Linked DNA regions of Mus musculus: region 1 is linked to region 2. The links are chromatin loops, found by intact Hi-C in ENCODE. Cell type or tissue: left cerebral cortex. All regions are shown on one strand. Each heading gives the region's core, and the rest is flanking DNA. Links, peaks and the distances in the headings are about the cores only.

Region 1 (5,390 bases), core at 217-5,216, 170 kb before region 2:
ATATTTGAAGTCTGTATGATCTTGATGTGAGCTGTGACCCTAAAAGCTGTGACCCTGTGTCTCTGCTTGTTCATAGGGTCTTGTTTGCTGTCATTTGGAAGGCCTATAATCCTGGAGGATAAGATGTATGGGGAGCTACCTGGGATTGGCCACACCAATGTCCCTCTACAAATGTGCTTGAAAATAACACTTCCTGTTATACAACTCACAAGTACCTACCGAGAAGTGACGATTATGAAGTATAGCTACGACTTAATAAATGGGAAGAAGAGAAGGCAGTGATGCATAGCATCTGACTTCAGCACAGCTGAGGCCGTGTTGGTCCCTGTGGGGTAAGACTCTCTCAGGTGGCAGCAAAGTCCTGCTCCAGGCATTCTTTTTCTGCCTCTTCTTGTTGGAGTGAACTCAGGGAGAAAAGCCCATCACTTCCAGGTCCCATTGGTTAATTCCCCTTACGCATTCCACTTAGTGAATGTTTTCCTAGCAACCTCCAGGCAAGTCAATTATGAGCCTCTGGATGGGCTGGTAATAATGCAATTATTCAAGAGGGATTACTGAGCACTGTGAATTTTAACAGTCAATATTATAATTATGTCAGAACTTAAATGAAAATCATTTGTCCTTTAGAGAGCATTGCATGAGAGCTGGAGCTTTTTTATGCTTTCTTCTTTAACGTGGTTAAAAAAGTAATGACTCCATTTGTTGAGTCTCAATTCTGAGATGACTGCATTCAGAATGCTCTCCTGGTAATTACACTGAAAGCAAAATATCAGTAGAACAGTACGGAACATCACTGTCAAGGACTCCCAGAAAGGTGAAATCCTGAGCCATGTACATAATGTGGTGAACGTTTGCAGTCTAAAAAAGTAAGGGGAGATTTCCCAAGGTCACATAACTTTTGAAATGAAGTGGGAATTGAAGCACACATGTGCATTTACATGTGCTTGTGCTTTTGCATGTGTGTGCATGTGTATATGTGTGTGCGTGTGTATATGTATGTGTATGTGTGTGTATGTGTGTGTATTTGTGTGTGTGTAAGTGTGTGATATTTGTATGTGCATGTGTGTGTGTGTGTGTGTGTGTGTGTGTGTACATGTGTGTATGGGTTTGTATGTTTACAGACTTGCTCTTGAGTGCACATGTGTAAAGGTACATAAGAGAATATTCATGTCTTCTGTATGTGGAAGTTGGAAGACAAACTCCAGTGCTGCTCCTTAGGATGAATCTACCATATCTTTGAAAGACCATCTTTCATTAGCCTGGAGCTCACTTAGTAGAAGGCCAGGCTGGGTGACAGTGAAACCCAGGGAGCCCTAACTCTGCCTCTATGGTGATGGTTTTTCAAATGCATGCAACGATGCACAGTTTTTTATACATTGGTTCTGGGGATTAAACTTGGGTGCTTACACTTTGAGACAACCAGTTTTCTGACTGGGCTAAGTTCCTAAACAGGGGATCTTAGACTTATGGAGCACCTTTCAATAGGTTTTCAACAACAAATTGACTATTTATTGCTTATTTGTTTGTGTTTGTTGGTTTTTTTTTTTTTTTTTAGTTTTTCATGAATTTCAGCCTGAATATATCTTCGTCTGTACAACTAAGCAATAAGTATTTTTTGTTCTCAGTAGTTTGCAGCCGGTTATTCTTTGATAACAGATTGGTAGAACATAGCATCCAATTGTTTCCTACTCCAGAGACAAGAATACTCTTTGTCTAATCATGGCATATAGAGCAGTACTTCTGGGTAATCACTCAGCTCAAGGGTTTTAATAACAGTTACATGAAGAAACAAGAAAAGATATAAGTAAAGTCAGTAAGTTGCTTCTCATTTGAACTTGAACTGACTTGGATCACTAGAACCCAGGTTAAAATACTGGCTGTGATGATTACACTTGTAATCCCAATAGTGAGGATACGGAGACAGGAAGATCCTTAGAGTCTGGGGTTTAGTAGAATCTGTGAATTGTGAACGTGGTTAAGAGTACTGGCTTCTCTGTCAGAACACCAAGGTTTGATTTCCAGCACCCACACTGTTGCTTTCATTCATCCTTAATTCCATTTCCAGGGGATCTCACACTTTTTTTTCTGGCTTCTGGTACAGTGATAATACACAGATATGCACACAGACAAATCAACAATCTTTAAAAACAAATACATTAATTAAAAATTTGGAGGGAAGTGTGTCTGAGATAGGACAGCTGAGGTTGATTTCTGACTTTAACAAGCTCACATATGCTTATACATAAGCACTCCCCAACCAACAGCCCTAACACAGGAGCATCCAAAAGTCATTCCAATCTATACCAATGATCACTGAACCTCCTGGTGCTAAGGCTGTTCAGGATGTCTCAGTGTTTTAGACATGTAGCTGAAATACTACTATATATCTGATTATTAATTGGGATCATTTGATTCACACAGTATACCTTAATAGAAAAATTGGGAAATTTATAAACTGAGATAGCACACACAGGTCTCACTTTCCTGTTCTAGTGAAAAAAAAAATCTAAGAGTTGGCAATACCGACTTTTGCATCTGTTTTGCTGAACTCCCCTGGTCTTTTGTTGCCTGGGTCTCATGAGTGGTCCCCACCTGCTGACCCCAGACATTCAAATTCTCATGTTTTCTGCACTGTGTTTTGGTATTAGTGGAAATTACAGAAAGAGTGAATTATAGCCCTCTCTTTGGCAAGGCTTTTGTGTAGTGGCTGAGTATGTCCTGTCTTCAACTTGTACCAGATTCTTGTGTTGTTATCTTGGGGAAAAAAAAGGGCAGCCTTTTGATGACTTACTTTCCTCAGCAGATAAAGCAATTTAGTTTCATCATACCATGAAATTGCCACAATCCTGTAATCATATCACAGAGCTTAGAAATTTCCTAGAAAATACCATGTTGAAGGTGAGAGCAGGCTGAAACTGTTGAGTTAGTGGACAAGCTGTTTCCCAAGAAAGATTTTTTTTTTCACTTCATTTATGACTCCTTATGAGACAGCAAAATCTCCATATGCACATTTCCTCAGCTTTCATTTTATCTTTCTTATAATATGTAACATTGCAAAAGGCAAGGAAGAGAGAAAATAAAAGTTCTTTATTTTCACAGTTCTGGCCCACATGTAAACTGTTGAGACAGAAAGCTGCCAGTATTCCTCACAGTGAAAGCCCTGACATCTGAGTTTAGCAGCAGCACTACCATGCCACCCCCTGTTCCTGCCTCACAGCCAACATTCCCTCCTATGCAGTTGTCTCATGTCCTTGGGGAAAGCAGAAAAATTGATGTCCTTGAGGTGATAAGACCCCTCACCCTTAAGCTACGTGAAAGAGACAACCGAGCTTTCCCAGCAGTCAAGAAGAGACATAACAGCTATGACTAGCTTGTAACAACAGGAAAGAATGTACTAGTCACTGATAATGGGACGAATTATTCTTTCCCAGGTCAAAGAAGTCCTTTTCTAGATGTATGGTCCCTCCTTGCTGTCTGAACAAATGTTATCACTTTGAAGTATAGCATTATTTTCTCCATACCTCATCATGTAATGCCAAGGCTCGAAAGCTCCAGCTTATGCATGTCCCCTATATAAACCCCACGTCACTAGATCCAAGCATTGAATTCCCTAACCTGCAAATCAGGGAGGTTTGCATCCTGGGTTCAGATTTGAATAAAAAGATTTGTGTGTGTGCATCAGTGATGAGTTCCCTGGAGGTTTCCAGTGGTTCTAGTGAAGTAGTTATAACAAAACAAACTCATTTCATGTTAGTAAGTCTTGTTTATAATTTAGTAATATTCACAGACACACCTGAGACTTCACCTATGATAAGAAAGTACTATGTGTGAAGAAAATATCTAATAAAAAATAGAAAAAATGATTAACACAGAAAAAAAAAAAACAAAAACAAAGAAAGAAAGAAAGTACTATGTGGGGCCAGTGAAATGACTCAGTGAAATGTCTCAGTGAATTTTTCACTTGTGTCCAAGTCTGATGAGTTTAATCCCCTAGACCTACATCATGGAAAGAATAGCCAGCTACAAATTGTTTTGTACCTCTAGAAGCCAAACCTGCAAACAATCAAACAGACAGACTCACATACGTGCAAGCACACATGCACAATACACACACATACACATACACATGAAAAAAAGAAAGAAAGAAAGAAAGAAAGAAAGAAAGAAGAAAGAAAGAAAGAAAGAAAGAAAGGGAGAGAGAGAGAGAGAGAGAGAGAGAAAGAGAGAGAGAGAGAAAGAAAGAAAGAAAGAAAGAAAGAAAGAAAGAAAGAAAGAAAGAAAGAAAGAAAGAAAGAGGGTTGGTTTGCATGGTGAACCGAAAAAGCATTTACTTTGAGAGGAGTGCATTTTTATTGCTTGTTCATTGCCTATGCTGACGAGGTATGGTTTCTTCCAGAGAACATATGGAGATCATGAAAGTCATGAGTACAAAGAGATCACCAATAGCAAAAGGTAAACTGAGGGCTTTAACGTGGTCTTTGATAGACTTGGACTGTGGTGTGAAGGCATTATTTTTTCTGAGGGTACCAAAGCTCACGTGTGGTGGATGTTGAGGTGTGAGACTCTACTGACACCCAGGAAATCTGTGTCTTGCCATGTTGTGTGTCTCTTCACATGCCATGGCTCCAACGAGAAGCTTGACTTTATTAAATGCAGTCTGTGTGGTGATTCTGGGGATCATAACTCACGTCTTCAAGCATGCAATGCAAGTGCTTTACTCACCGAGCCTTTGCCATTTGTCTTTCAACTTATTCTTAATAATGTTGTCTTTGCAATTGTGCTTTAAAAATGAAACACAAATGGACAGTGAAATGTGTACAGGTGCCTGATGCCTCATTTATGTATAGAATACAGAGTGCCCTGTTCATTCTTCTCTCTCTGGTTTTACAGATGAGTGTTTGGGGATACTCAAAGCCAGGTTGGTCAAAGCTAGGATGAGCTGTTCATGAAATGGTGGCACAATATACATATGGGAGAGTAAAATGATCACAACAACAACAATGATGACTACTACCATTACTACTACTACCACTACGACTACAACTACTACTACTACTTCTACTACTATTATACAATAACAACAACAAAACATTGAGTTGCTTTTACTAAATTTCCCCTCTTCTGGTTATAGTAAACTAGATGTGTAAATGTGCATTTGAAATTCTTATTAAGGGAGAAGTGTCTGCTGTAATTCACTGGTCTTACATGTATATTTACATATGGGTTGCACATTTATAAAGAGATATGCCAACATTTGTAGTGATATTTCTATTTTCTTCTTTATTTAGAGAAACTTCTCTAGTTATGCTTAGGAACATAGAATGAGACTTCATTTTTCTGCATCATACAAAGATAAGCTTGATCTGGGGAGTTGGCTCAGTCATATAAAG
Region 2 (5,390 bases), core at 130-5,129:
CAGGAAGTATGTGAAGGACTCCCCAGAGCAATGGATAAGGTTGTAACAGGAAGCAGAGGGGTCTTAAGGGGTGTAGACCTTAGGGGCCTTAAAGGTAAGATCAGCCATCTGGTTAAAATAAGCATGTAGTCTGAGAGTACCCTGGGTTAATGTATGCCCTGTGGACAGTCAGCATGTCAAAAGTAGCATTAAGCTTATATTCCATGTTAATTCTAGCCTGATTCTCAGCCAAGTCATGATATGCAGTCCTCCAATAAAGAAACACGGTTGGGTTGAGCATTGACTTAATGAGATTATACCAATCATAATAACTCTGGAGGTGCATGGTCATTGCTTTAATACTTATTCAAAATAAGGGTGTTCAGAGCCAGAATCATTGGCAGCTTTTCTGATTAGTGTCAAGTCTGCCAGAGGATTTCGGAACGTGGCCCTAGTTGCCACATCAGGGCCAAGATTGCCAGGAAAAGCCTCATAATATGCTTGAGGAGAATGAAGCCCCCAGGGAAAAGGCAGTATGGCAGACATCACAGAAGTGGCCACTCTAGGAGTGTTGCCAAAGGCAAAGTACCACTAGATCACACTAGCTGTAAGCTTAGGGGTACCTGTAATGGAGCAGGAAGAGAAAGAATAGTCAGTGAGGGACCTGGGACAGCAGGACTAGAGGACAGCTACCTCACTCTCATAGCTGAGATCATCCTATCTGCTTGGAGAAAGTGGATGGGGTCAGTAATGAAAAGGTGAATACCAGCTTGATTTTGTCAGTGTCTGTTATGGTGGCCACCACTTGCTTTGGAGAAGAATTCTTAAGATTGGCGATGACTGCAAGGAAGATGGGGAAAAAGAACAAGGAAGGGGTACCAGACTATGCCTCAACCTTGAGTACTGAGGAAGAAAACATGTATGCAGAGTTCAGGGTCACCTGTGTCCAAATGTTCTTTGGTGATATCTGGGGAGGGAGGTGCAAAATAGCAGCCTCTTCTCAAAATTAATCCATATCATAAGTTTTAACCTTGAGACTGCCTGTAACCAGAAGGGTTTTCAGCACCCTAATTTGGGATTCCTTGAAGTTGGGAAGAAGAGAACCCATAATGACACAAAAAGATGCAATGCAACAAAATCAAACAATGAACAGATGAGACAGATAGGACTGACTAGGTGACAAAAGTCTCATACAAGGCAGGGGAATCCCACACAGTATAGCTCAAAGGTTGTGTGCCTTCACAATGTCCCTGATATGGAAAGGGCATTTGGAAGCCTATTCCCATACCATGGCCCGAGAGAACAGCCTCTTTGTAAGGTACTGGGATGAATACAAGCGAAGTGAAAGTGAGTTTCTTGTAGAAACAAGCAAGGACAAAGAAGACAGAGTAAATGCCCACAAACTCAGCCTCAAATGGAAACCTAAAGTGAATGCATGTCAGTTGCCAGGGTGAGCAGACAAAATAAGAGAAAGTACAAAGAAAACAGTGCTCAGTCTTAAACCTAAATAGAAAGTGAAAGTATGACAGTCACCAGCACAAACAGACAAAAAAGACAAAAATGAGGTTTAAGTGTTCCCCTTTGCAGGGTTCACAAGATAAAACACTAAGGGCCAACTCACCCAACAAGCAACCAAAGGTGCCACAACAGCAGCACCACAAGGAGAAGAGGATCAAATCAGGTCCTACTGTGAACACAGCCCTGTGACCACAGGGAGGAAACAAACAGTCCCCTCCCCCAGTAAAGGAGGTTCAAAAGCAGCCACAGAATGAGGATAATGTAGTTAGGCACCAGATACTCAGATACTGCCTATGCCTTAGAATACCTGCTGTACCACCCTACTTGCCCTTAGAGATTGGAGATGAGGGGGTAAGGAATCAATGGCAAAGACTCTGGGAGCAAGTAAGTACTCAGGCCATCTGAACACTTTTCATACCCTCCACCCACATCTCATTGGTTCCCAGCAAACATCTTTTCCAAACAGAAGTTCTCAATTGGTTGGCTTTGTTTGTGTCACCAATTCTTGGTCTCTCAGCCAGACTACAACTAGGTCCTCCTGTAGGAATTGCTTTTGTGGCTGTGTCCCCTGGCATTTATGCAGAGGCATCCACTGCCATTCCTCCTACAATTAGACTAATAAGGCAGCAGAATGTTTCAAATGGCAACTCAACTAAGCACTATGAATGTTGTAAAATGGGATGTGCTTTGAAGTGGATCTGGAGCTGTGATAGTATCTGGAATGTGCATGAGGAGGTTGAATTTCAGATGATTGGAAAATTATTTAAGGAGTAATATTAAATATTACTAAATTATTAAATATTAAAGGTAAGGCTAAATGGTGAAAATTTATCAGTTAAGAAAAGTTATGGGGTTATGATTAACACTGTCATGTTGATGGGATCTACTTTCATTATGAGACAGTGCTCTGAATATGTTTGTGAGGGAGTTGTTAGATTGAGTTAAGTAAAGTGAGAAGACCTAATCTTTGAATAGTGTCATTCTATGGTCTGAAAATCTGAATTAAATAAAAGGGTAAGGAAGGAAGGTGGGCAACAGCTTCCATCTGCCTTGGCTTCCTGACTGAATATCACAAGAGCATCTGCCTCAAACTGCTGCCATGATATACACATAGTTACAAATATATGGATGAGCAAGTGCCAAAACCCTAAAATGAGAAGGAAACAGACATATTTTGGTAAAAGATGAAATTTGAAAATGGTAGGGCACCAACTCAGTCTAAACTCACAGAGGGACTTGAAGTTTTTGGTAAAGAAGTTGGATTTCATTCAAAGTGGAAAACAATAGGGTGCACATAGGAAATCACAAAAACAAGGACCATGAACTGATTAATTAACAAATGATTTTTTTTGTGTGGAAATTGGATTGATAAGATGGGGATAATTGAAAACACATAAGAAGTGACTACAGCACTGTGGATGGTGGATTGCATTGGTGACAAGAGTGGAGGCAACAAGAGTGTAGATTTCACAACTTATATTGGCAGAGTAATTGTTTCTAGTAGGAGATAGGAGCTCCAGAATATTATCGAAGGGTGGAAGGCATATTTCTGAAGCTAATAAGGCATTTAAAAGAGAATAATCTAACAGTTATGTTTTAAGAAAAATTTAGATAAGATACCTATAGAACAGAAGAGAAGCTGGAAGTCATTGTTTGTCCTAATTAGCATGACTGTCAACTTGCCACAGCTAAGAATCACGAAAGAGTCTCCATTGAGGGTTGCTTAGACCAAATTGGCCTCTGGATATATTTTGGGGGAAATGCCTTCATTTCTAATTAATGTAGGAGGGCTCAGCCTATTATAGGACATTTTATCCATAGATAGGTTACCCTGATCTATATAAAAAATCTAACTAAGCATGATCAGCAACAGCAATAAGCAAGTCAGCAACAGCCCAAGTCCACATTTTTTCCAGTTTCTGCCTTTAATTCCTGTCTTAGTCAAGATTTCCATTGCTTTGAAGAGACACCATGGCAAAGATAAATCTTAAAAAAGGACAACTTTCCTAGGCAAGCAAGCTCCCATTGAGCTAAACCTGGAGTACTACTCAGCTATTAAAAACAATAAATTTATGAAATTCTTAGGCAAATGGATGGATCTAGAGGATATCATCCTGAGTGAGGTTATCCAGTCACAAAAGAACTCTCATGTTATGTATTCACTGATCAGTTGATATCAGCCCAGAAACTTAGAATACCCAAGATACAATTTGCAAAACATATCAAACTCAAGAAAAAGGAAGAACAAAGTGTGAATATTTTGTTCCTCCTTAGAATGGGGAACAAAATACCCATGGATGGAGTTACAGAGACAACATTTGGAGCTGAGACTGAAGGAAGGACCATCCAGAGACTGTCCTACCTGGGGATCCATCCCATATACAGGCACCAAACCCAGACACTATTGCATATACCAACAAGATTTTCCTGACAGGAACCTGATATAGCCGTCTATTGTGAGGCTATGCCAGTGCCTGGCAAATACAGAATTAGATGCTCACAGTCATCTATTGGATGGAACAAGGGTCCCCAATGGAGGAGCTAGGGCAAGTACCCAAGGAGCTGAAGGGGTTTGCAATCCTATAAGAGGAACAACAATATGAACAAATCAGTACCCCCAGAGCTTGTGTCTCTAGCTGCATATGTAGCAGATGATGGCCTAGTTGGCCATCATGGAGAGGAGAGACCCTTGGTCTTGTGAAGATTTTATGCCCCAGTACAGGGGAATGCCAGGGCCAGGAAGCAGGAGTTGGTGGGTTGGGGAGCAGGGCAGGGTGGGATGAAGGGTATAGGGGACTTTGGGGATAGCATTTGAAATGTAAATGAAGAAAATATCTAATTAAAAAAAGGACAACTTTTTATTGTGGCTGATTTCTGGTTCAAAGATCAGTCCATTATCAATAAGGTGGGGACATTCAGTGTTTAGGCAGACATGGCATGGGAGGAGGTAGAATTTCTACATCTTGATTAGAAGGCTGACAAGAAAATAATGACACCTCAGGCAGCTGTGAGAAGGGTCTCAAAGCCCACCCTCACAGTGACACAAGTCTTCTAAAAAGGCCACACCTATTAGAAAAAGGCTACCCTTCTTAATAATGCCACTTCCTGGGTCAAGCATATTTAAGCAACCTCACTTACCTTAGTCATCAACTTTGACCTGCAGGGTGTAAGCTACATAGATTCTTTTCTCTACTCATTAAGCTGGTCAAGGGCAGAGTGTTTCATGATAGAAAAAACAAAAAAAAAAATACCATAATATTACTGTAGAGATTAATTTAAAGGCTTGAGTTGGATTTATTCAGCTAATGACAATGTTCTTATAAAAGAGGACAACTGAAAATAAATCCCAGGAGACTTTTCCATTTAAAATAAAATGAGGAAAGAAGTCAGAATTAAGTTCTTTTAACATATAGCAACTATTTATATATAGGCATTAAACCAAATTTTCAAGCATATGTTTCAAAATCTAACAGAATTAAGGGAAGAAATATGAATTCCATGATAACAGCTGGACTCTTCAACACTCCACTTTCAATAAAGTATAACTAGAATGTAAAAATGCTCAAAATCTGAACACTGCATACCAAATTAGGCATAATGTACATCTATCAATAGCAGAGTAAAGGTTTAAGTACACACACAAAATTGCATTAGTTTCATTTCTCTCGCTGTGAAAAAACACCATGACCAAACTTAGCTAGGCAAGAATAGAACTAATTTTCAAGGTTACAAGCTATCATCAGAAGAATTCAAGAGAAGAATTTAAGGAAGGACCCTGTAAGCAGGAACTGAAGTATAGTCCATGAAGGAATGATGCTTACTGACATCTTCCTTATGACTAATTCCGACTGCCACCTGCTTGTGTATGGTGCCATGTGCAATGAGCCGATTCA

Evidence for each region. Hi-C counts contacts between places; a loop is a spot of excess contacts. Peaks named below come from ENCODE experiments on the same cell type or tissue, not always from the same donor. Only the 100,000 strongest peaks of a DNase experiment are listed, where the experiment ranks them.
Region 1: it touches region 2 in a loop (1.9-fold over the local background); 1 of 42 quality-filtered maps calls a loop at or near these places.

What each region holds. Positions count from the first base shown.
Region 1 is chr1:113,989,560-113,994,949 of GRCm38, forward strand. No RefSeq gene overlaps it. Among named protein-coding and RNA genes, the nearest start is that of Gm32985, 57 kb to the left of the region's middle. In left cerebral cortex, for the core only: no CTCF peak of the experiment used is centred there; a DNase peak (open chromatin) is centred at 3,098.
Region 2 is chr1:114,164,011-114,169,400 of GRCm38, forward strand. No RefSeq gene overlaps it. Among named protein-coding and RNA genes, the nearest start is that of Gm32985, 230 kb to the left of the region's middle. In left cerebral cortex, for the core only: no CTCF peak of the experiment used is centred there; a DNase peak (open chromatin) is centred at 2,600.